Regions from separate parts of the Homo sapiens genome. Here region 1 is linked to region 2. Evidence: chromatin contacts called from ENCODE Hi-C or POLR2A ChIA-PET data. All regions are on one chromosome and are shown on one strand. The core of a region is the stretch at or near the end of the contact, and the rest is flanking DNA. Distances in the headings are between cores, read along the strand shown. Region 1 overlaps LOC124902473 (a long non-coding RNA gene). Region 2 holds the start of TSPAN14 (tetraspanin 14).

Region 1 (3,827 bases), core at 251-2,750, 5.9 Mb after region 2:
TTAGGTGTTTTCAGAAATTATAGCTAGTTATGGTATTGATATTGTTATTCTGAACCTGTAAGTATATAAATTGAAATAAAACAAATGACTAATTGGATTCTAATTCAGTTATTCCTGGTGTCCTTAAGAACCAGGATTCCCAGTGTGGAAGAAAAGAAATACAGGTGTAATCAAGAAGTCCTCCACTTAACGTAGTTACATCAGTATAAATTCCCAGTGTATTTTATCATATATGTAATTTACAGCTCCTCCATTGAAAAGACCTAGAAACAAAGATCAACCAAGAAGTGAAGAGGATTCCTAGCACCCCAAACTGGTAAGATGTCTTGTCATTCCAGATAACAAGGAAGTGTTCAAAGGCTACTAGGGTCACATCTAAAGGACCCAAGGATTAACCTGAAGGGCTCCAGCTGCCCAAAGAGGGGACAATTTGTATGTTACTACTGACAGTAACTGCAACGTATTGAAATCCATCTAGCACATTTAAATCCTTGGCATCGTGATGGTATATTTTTTTAACTCTTCATTTTGGGAGGATGACAGGGTAGCAATTCGTCATCTTGAAAACGGATAAATAAATGCAAAGAAACAAGCATTTACCCGCCTTTCCTCTGTGAACGGTTCCACTGGGTAACCAAATAGCAGATGAGGAGAAGAGTCTCTTTATAAAATCAACCCAGATGATAAATGAAAAATAAATTATATAATTAGTATATCACCATTTTCATCCCCCAGTGAATTAATGAATGTAAGCATTGGACATCGTCTCTCCTCAGATCTCAAAAAATAGAGACAACCAGACATTATGTGCCTCCTGACAAAACAGCACTCCACCACCTGGAGTCTCACCAAAAATCTTGAACCTGAGTCTGATCAAGCCTTTGGATCCAGCTGTCAATTTGCAGGAAATGCAGAAAACAGGGAGATGTGTTGAACTGCACCAGGAGAATGCAATCAGTGAAATCCAGACTAGAAATCTCTTCAGATTCTTCCAAGGATACATTGCAAGGAAAAGAAAGTGATGGAGAAAGAAACTACAAATTAAAGAGACTTAAAATATATTAACAAAATGAGCAAGTCTAATTTATAGCCTCTAGAGAGGCGAACTTGGGTGACAACAATTTTTTAAAAACTCGGGTAAGTAATTACTATGAAAGGCAGGAGAGTGGCTACTTTGGGAAGGAGGGAGTCGAGTGAAATCGGGAAGGAGCACGGGTAAGGTATTCTGGGGGAAAGTACTGTTTCTTGGCTTGGGTAGTGGTTACAAAGGTGTTCATTTGATAATAATTCACAAATCTTCACATTTGTGTGGCTTTCTGTGTATTGGCGATTGAATTCAAACTCAGAACTGCTAAGGCCAGCGCCCAAGGCAGCCGACCGCAGAGGCGGGTGGGCAGAGTGGATGAAAAGCAGGCGCTCGGGCCTCCAGGCCTGGCGGGGACAGGAATGTGTTCCGGGCCCCTTGCAGGAGACGCACTGCAGGGGGCGCTGCGGGCACACTGAGACCTCGGAGAGGATCACAGCTCCTGGACCTAGCCCGCGACGCGCCCAGAAGCCTCTATCGCATTCAACTCAGAGCACGACCGCTCGGGAGGAGCGGGCCCATCCAGCCCAGGGGAGGGACCAGGCCGACTTCCGCGCAATGAGCCCTAGGCGGCCGCGCAGCGGTGCAGTGGGCGCGGAGCTGGCAATCAGCGACGACCCGCGGCTGCGGCCCTGCGGGAGCTGCACCATGCGGTCCGGGGCGAGTCGGCTGACACGCGCGCTCACGGCGAGTGGAGCCGGGAATCCAGACCCCAGACGCACGGCCGAGGACCGGCAGAACCCGCTGGATTGGCAGCTCAGGAGCGGGAGGGCGGAGGCGGCGGGCGGGGCCGCTGGAGGCCTGCAATCCCAGCGCATCCCGGGGAAGACCGCCCGCCGGTGTCCGTGTGGCCCCGCGCTCCTGGGGTGGGGCCCGCCTCGTCACCCCGCCCCGTCTGTCTCCTGGTCTCGGCTCGCCGCCGCCTCCGATGAACCTTCTCGGCCTTCCGCCGAGCTCGCCTGAGCGCGCTCCTAACCTGGCTCTGGGCTCCGCCGCTGGTCGCACGGGGATTGTGTCGGCCTCGCCCCCTCCCGCTCCTCCCACACCCTCACCTTCCAGGCGGGGAGGAAGGGCTGCAGCCCCACGGCCGCCGGAACGCCCTCCCGACCCAGGGAGAATCAAGGCCAGGGCTCTCCACCGCCCCTTCCATATCCGGGTCCCCGAGGCGGGCTAGGGTCTGTGGTTTGGGGACAGAAGAGGTCGCGATTGGAGCTGGTGGGCTCCCCTAGGGGAGAGCAGGGAGTTGGAGACGCAGCTCGGCCGAGCTTTCCTTCGCCCACCCACTTTTCGGGTTGGAAGACTGAGGCAGCGGGCATGACTGGGGCCCCGCAGTGCCGGCGCCTCTGGAGGCAGAGAGAGCGCCTGGAAGGCGGCGCCGACGCCGCGGTGCGTCACTCGCCCACCTACTTACCAAAGCAGGTGACACTCGCAAACCCTGGCCCCGCGCCGCCCGCCCCAGGGTGCGGGGGAGAATAAAAAGGGCAGAAGACAGGAGTGGGGCCTAAGGGCGCGCGTGTCCCCCCGACCCCTAGCCTCCTCTCCAGGTGAGCGGCGCGCCCCACCCGGGCCTCCGAGGCCACCGCTGGGTAAAGGGAGCGAAGCCGAGGGGGGCGCCCGTGCTGGCTGGGGTCCGAGACCCGGTTTCCTCCGTGACCCAGCAAGTGTCGAGACGCGCCCAGGGACAGGAGCTGGACTTGGAGTCCACTAGGGGCAATCTCCCGCCCTTCCCGCTGCTCCGTGCCAGGCCCGAGCTTGTCTCGAGCCAGAAGGGCCAGCCTCGGAGGAGGTTACAGCGTCCGGGCGGCCGGACGGGAGCTGACAGCACACCCGTGGCCCTGAGCGGCGACGCGCCCTAGAAAGCCCGTGGGCCCGACCCCGCGGGGGGCCCTCCCCACCCCGCCCGGACGTCCTCCTCACGCCGATCCTTTCCCTCTTTCTTCCCCTTGGACCTCTGTCCTCAACTTTCTTCTGTCCCTTTCCTCGAAGGACACCTCTCCCAGGACTGGGGCCGCGCTCCAGGGCTCCCCCTCCCCCGCCACCCGCGCAGCCCGGCATATGCCTCGACCCAGCACCCGGGCCTCAGAGGAGCTGGGGTGAGGCCTGGGACGTGACAGACTAGGTCCCTGCCCTCTGGGGCTTCCATTCCGTGGGGGAGCAGCAGAAACTGGCGCGTCTACCTTTGCCAGTAGCTAGGAGTGCCATGAGAACAAGGGAAGGGGTGGGAGGGCGTCGCCTACGGAGACGAAGGAAGGCCTCCCGCGCTCATCCGCCTCCGCCTTCGGAGCACTGTGCTTGGTGTCATAACTTTTTACTGAAAAAAAAATTTCAAAGAGAAAATATTCTAAAATAAACAGCAATAAATCAGATGAAGGGGGTCAGCAATACATAAAACGTGGTACAATTTATGGTAGAAAGAGGTAAAATTTTATTTCTATTATCCAATGCCAAAGGACACCCCAAATGGTTCTGAGGATACCTTGGGCAGGTGCCAGATTTGGGGAGGCGAGGGGGAGGGAATCAATGGGACTCCAGTTCAATGACTTCGGTTCTTTACTTAAAAAAAAAAAAGTACTTGATGCGTTGTTGGTGAAACTGAATATATACAAATATATAGATATCTGGTAAGGAGAGCTGAAGACACAAGGAAAAGGCGTTGTCCTGGAGGGGATCCCTGAGAAATGGGGGCGCCTGCCCTGCCCAGAACCCTTTTAAGGAAAGCATATGGGCAAAGCTTCCACAGACT
Region 2 (4,006 bases), core at 1,435-3,934:
GCCAGAGCCAACAGGTCCCAGTCCTCATCTTACCTGATCTCTAAGCAGTGTCTAACACAGCTGACAACTGCTTTCTGGAAACATTTTCTCAGTCTCTGGGATACTCCTGATTCTCCTTCTGCCTCCCCAGTCTCTTTTTCAGTCTTCTTGCCTGCTTTGGTTCCCCTGGGTCCCTCCTGAACTCTCTCCTCTTCTGCATCTACTCCCTCACCCTGTGTGTCCTTCTCAGATCCCGTGGCCTTGAGCATCTTTATGCTGATGTATCCCAAAGCCCCTCTCCCGCCCTGGCCTCTCTTCTGAGTTCCTAGTGATGAGATAACCCCGCTGGTTCTCTAACAGGCATCTGAAGCTCCATGTGGCTTGAACAGAATTCCTGATGTAACTCCCTGAGATGTGGTTCATGCTTTTTGATCCAATAAATGAAGCACTATCCACCCACTTACCCCAGCCAGAAACTTGAGTTATCTTTGGTTTCTCCATTTCCTGCCCCCATGTCCTTCCTATCAATGTGTCCTCTTAAGTCCAAAATAGCATCTCTCAACTACTCATCTTAGCATGACCACCACTTTGGTTCAAACCACCATCATCTTTGGCCTGGATTGTGGCAAGCCTAATTGGCTCCCTGCTTTTATTTTTGCCTGACACCCACACACAGCCTTAAATCAGAACATGTTAGTCTTCTGCATAAAACCCTTCCAAGGCTCAACAAAGTCTCCATTCTTTGACACAGCCCACAGGCCCTGCATGCTTTGGCCCCCACCCACCTTCTCACTCCATCCTGGGCCTCTTCCCCTAGGCTTAAAACTTCAGCCACACTGATTTTCTTTCAGTTCCCTGACCCATCCAGAACTTACCCTGAAAAGGCACCTACTGCTCTCAGCGAGGAATGTCTCTGCCCAACTTTTCCCAAGGCTAACTCCTTACTCTTTTGACTTCAATTTCAGCATCGCCTCCTCACTTTCCCTGACTGCTTCATCTAAGGTAGCTTTTATTCTCTATTCTAGCCCCTTGTTTTTGTCCCAGCCTTTACTTCAACTTGTGATTATGTATTTGTCTTCTCCACTAAAAATTAACTTTATTGGGCAAAAGGCCTCAGCTGTCTTGTTCACTGAAGTATCCCACCATGCACACAGGGCCTGGCATATTATCAGGCACTCAGACAAACACTCACTATCTGCTGAATGAATGGACAGGTTCCCAGGGAGTTTCCAGAGCTGCCTGGGCTGTCACAGACAGGTTGCATCCCTCTTAATTAAACAAACAAATAAAATTAGCCAGGCACCGTGGCTCATGCGTGTAATTCCAGCACTCTGGGAGGCAGAGGCGGAAGGATTGCTTAAGCCCAGGAATTTAAGACCATCACTGGCAACACAGCAAGATCTCGTCTCTACAAAAAAAAAAAAAAAAAAATTAGCTAGGTGTGGTGGCCTGCACCTGTGGTCCCAGCTACTTGGGGAAGCTGAGGCGGGAGGTCGAGGCTGCAGTGAGCCATGGTCATGCCACTGCACTCCAGCCTGGGTGACAAAGCGATACCTTAGCTCAAAAAACAACCCAAACAAACCTGGGAATGGACTGAACAGTCTCCATTTCAAGATTTCCTCCTTCCATTGGAATTAACCTGTTGGTTGCTTGTACTGGCATGTGGCAACCAGTCTTAGCCCAGTTTTAATAGATCCCTGTTTGGTGTTACTCAACAGAGAAGACCACTCGGCCCTCAGCCACCGAATAAGTTTAAGAAACAGAGGTGTGGCATGCTTCATTCTACAGGTAGGGAGGCTGAGGCTGGGGAGCCGCCCCTGGCTATCCCTGGAAACCCCTCTACCCCACAGGAATCGTCCCAGCCATCTCTTTAGCGTAAAGGTGAGGAACAAATCTCAGCCACGATCCAAAGAGGGGCGCCACCCCTGGCTGTCCCTGGAAACCCCCCTACACCACAAGAATCGTCCCAGCCACCTCTTTAGCGTAAAGGTTAGGAAGAAATCTCAGCCACGATCCAAAGAAAGCTTGGTATTTTTAGCACCAAGGCCAGAAGGAGCGTGTCCTTACTCCTTGGTTTACAAAGAAATAAAAACCTTTTCCCCATCCTTCTTTTGATTGAAGACTACCCCCGCCCCCAGGCTCCAAAGCCGGGCAGGAACGCCTCTTATCTCCACCACAGCCATTTTCCTAATCCTTCGCCCGCTCTCCACGGTCATCCCGTGTATCCCTCGAGACGCCGCCTCCCACAGCTCGTGCTTCTCCCAGGTTCGGCTCCGACAAGGCCAGAGCGGCGTCTGCGCAGCGCAACGGCTCAGAGCGCTCCCGGCGGCTACAAGTGCCCGGCCCCGGGCCAGGCCCGGCCTGCGCCGCGCACCCACTGGGAGGGCGCGGACCGGGGCCGCCCCAAGCCTCCGGCACCGCCCAGAGCGGGACAAAGGGGCGGGCCGGCGACCCGGCCTCGCGGTCCCCGGTGCCGCGCGGGCCGGGAGGCGGGGTGCGGTGGGGGAGGGGCGAGGCGGCTGGGGGAGGGGCGGGGCCAGGGCGGGCCCAGGCGCCCGGGGCCGCACCGGGCGGCGCAGGGAAGCGGCGCCCCTTCCTCGGCAGACGGCAGGCGCCGCGCCTCCGGCCCCGCCCCTCCGCGCCCCTCCGCGCCCCGCCCCCGCCGCTCGGACGGCCCGAGTCGCGCCCTCCCGCCCCGCGCCGCGGAACTTGCTCTAACTTCCTCGGCCGAGCCGGGCCGCGCCGCCGCTGCCGCCGCCGCGCGCGGGTGAGTAGAGCGCGGAGACCTGGCTGGGGCGTCGGGCCCTGCCCCTTTCTTTGTCTGAGGCCGACTTCCCCGAGCGTTCTCCGGGGGCGAGGGCTGCTCCTTAGGTCCCTGTTTGGCCCCTCAGCCTCCCTCCCCGCCTGCCCAGGAGCGGCCCCGCGGGCGGCGCTGGCTTTGTCTGCCAGGATTGCTCGCTAGAGGTTGGAGGCCTCCGCCGGGACCCCGCTGAGCCGAACTCCGGCGCCGCGCGGACGAGAGCCGCGGCGGGCCCGGGGCCGGCACTCCTGGTTCGGTAGCCCTCGCCCCATCAGCGCGCCCCGGCGAGTGCGCGCCCGTGCCGGGCGGGGTGAGGGCGACGGGAGCCTGGACGGCCGCTGCTGCTCGGGGCTCTGCTTCTCGTCCCCAGCAGCGAGCTCGGGGATGGGCCACCCTTTCGGCTCAGTCACCCACCCTCGGCTCCCAGGAGATCGGGTCCGGGGTGGGGGTGGGCGTAGGCCGGGGCGGGCCGCCCCTTCCTCCTGCCCCGCCGTGGTTGTGCTCAGTCTCCCACGCCGCCGTGGGTCCCACTCTGCCCGGCTTGGGTTTGGGACGGCCGGAGTTTGAGTAGGCGGTGACCCAGCTTCTCCGCGTTAGTCGTGTGGGGTTGTGTTTGGGAGCAAAGCCTGACCCCTGACCTAGCCGGAGTTCTGGTAGAGTGAGGTTTGTGGCTGCGGACTGTGCTTGTCCCGGGCCGCTGCTGCTTCTCCTCCACCCCCAGGGGTGGGGTGCGGGTGGGTAGGAAGTGCCTGTGTGAGGGTGTGTGGAGGGACTTTGGCCCTGGGACCGCAGGAGCACTTGTCTTGGGGACTTAAAGTTGATCTCCGGCGAGAAACAGTCCGTGCTAGGGGGAGTCGGGGGAAGTCGTGGGCCCGGGTACTGGCCTGGGGCTGGGCGCAGAGCGGTGGTGAGTGCGGCGGTGTCACACACTCGTTGGCTGTGCTGGCGCTGCTATCCGGGAGGTCAGGCGGTGCTGGGCGGCTGTGCAGAGCATTGTATTGGAGCCTCTGCAGGTGTGCTCTTGGCAGTGGTCTGCTCTCCAGGGGATCTTCCTCCCTTCCGAGAGGGAGTTGCTCTTGGGCTAGTGAGAGAGTGGCCTGCCAAATCCTCAAAAGTAGCCTTCCCCTTGCCCCTTGACCTTGAAGTCCAGAAGCAGTTAGTGCCTGCTGAGTGCTCCGGCCACCCTTCTCTATTTGTGAAGGGAAACCTGGGGACAGGCCATCGGAG

The links. Hi-C counts contacts between places; a loop is a spot of excess contacts on that map. ChIA-PET counts read pairs that join two places held with the same protein, here RNA polymerase II (POLR2A). Pooled maps may share reads with other maps.
Region 1: a loop to region 2 is called in a map with no recorded cell type, with 7 times the contacts of the local background. The contact joins the enhancer-like site here to the promoter of TSPAN14 in region 2. A Hi-C loop is called at or near these places in 1 of 168 maps with a recorded cell type or tissue (OCI-LY7), 3 of 37 single-sample maps with no recorded cell type and 8 of 50 pooled maps. POLR2A ChIA-PET finds 5 or more read pairs at or near these places in 1 of 52 experiments (naive thymus-derived CD8-positive, alpha-beta T cell).

What each region holds. Positions count from the first base shown.
Region 1 is chr10:86,398,496-86,402,322 of GRCh38, forward strand. It overlaps LOC124902473 (a long non-coding RNA gene), which reads right to left. Exons shown (of 2, transcript XR_007062221.1): 2 at 3,486-3,827. Among named protein-coding and RNA genes, the nearest start is that of GRID1, 34 kb to the left of the region's middle. RefSeq lists enhancers at 1,279-2,272, 1,336-1,385, 1,377-1,671, 1,476-1,525, 2,273-3,266 and silencers at 1,676-1,905, 1,916-1,965, 2,656-2,705, 2,776-2,825, 2,946-3,005. Within about 2 kb of position 1,501, at least 21 of the 41 ENCODE cell types and tissues checked have a DNase peak (open chromatin) inside an H3K27ac peak, as active enhancers do; they include OCI-LY7, where a contact is called at or near this core.
Region 2 is chr10:80,451,626-80,455,631 of GRCh38, forward strand. TSPAN14 (tetraspanin 14) reads left to right here and starts at 2,685. Exons shown (of 9, transcript NM_030927.4): 1 at 2,685-2,746. RefSeq lists enhancers at 2,041-2,250, 2,994-3,511, 3,461-3,720, 3,751-3,800 and a silencer at 2,281-3,330.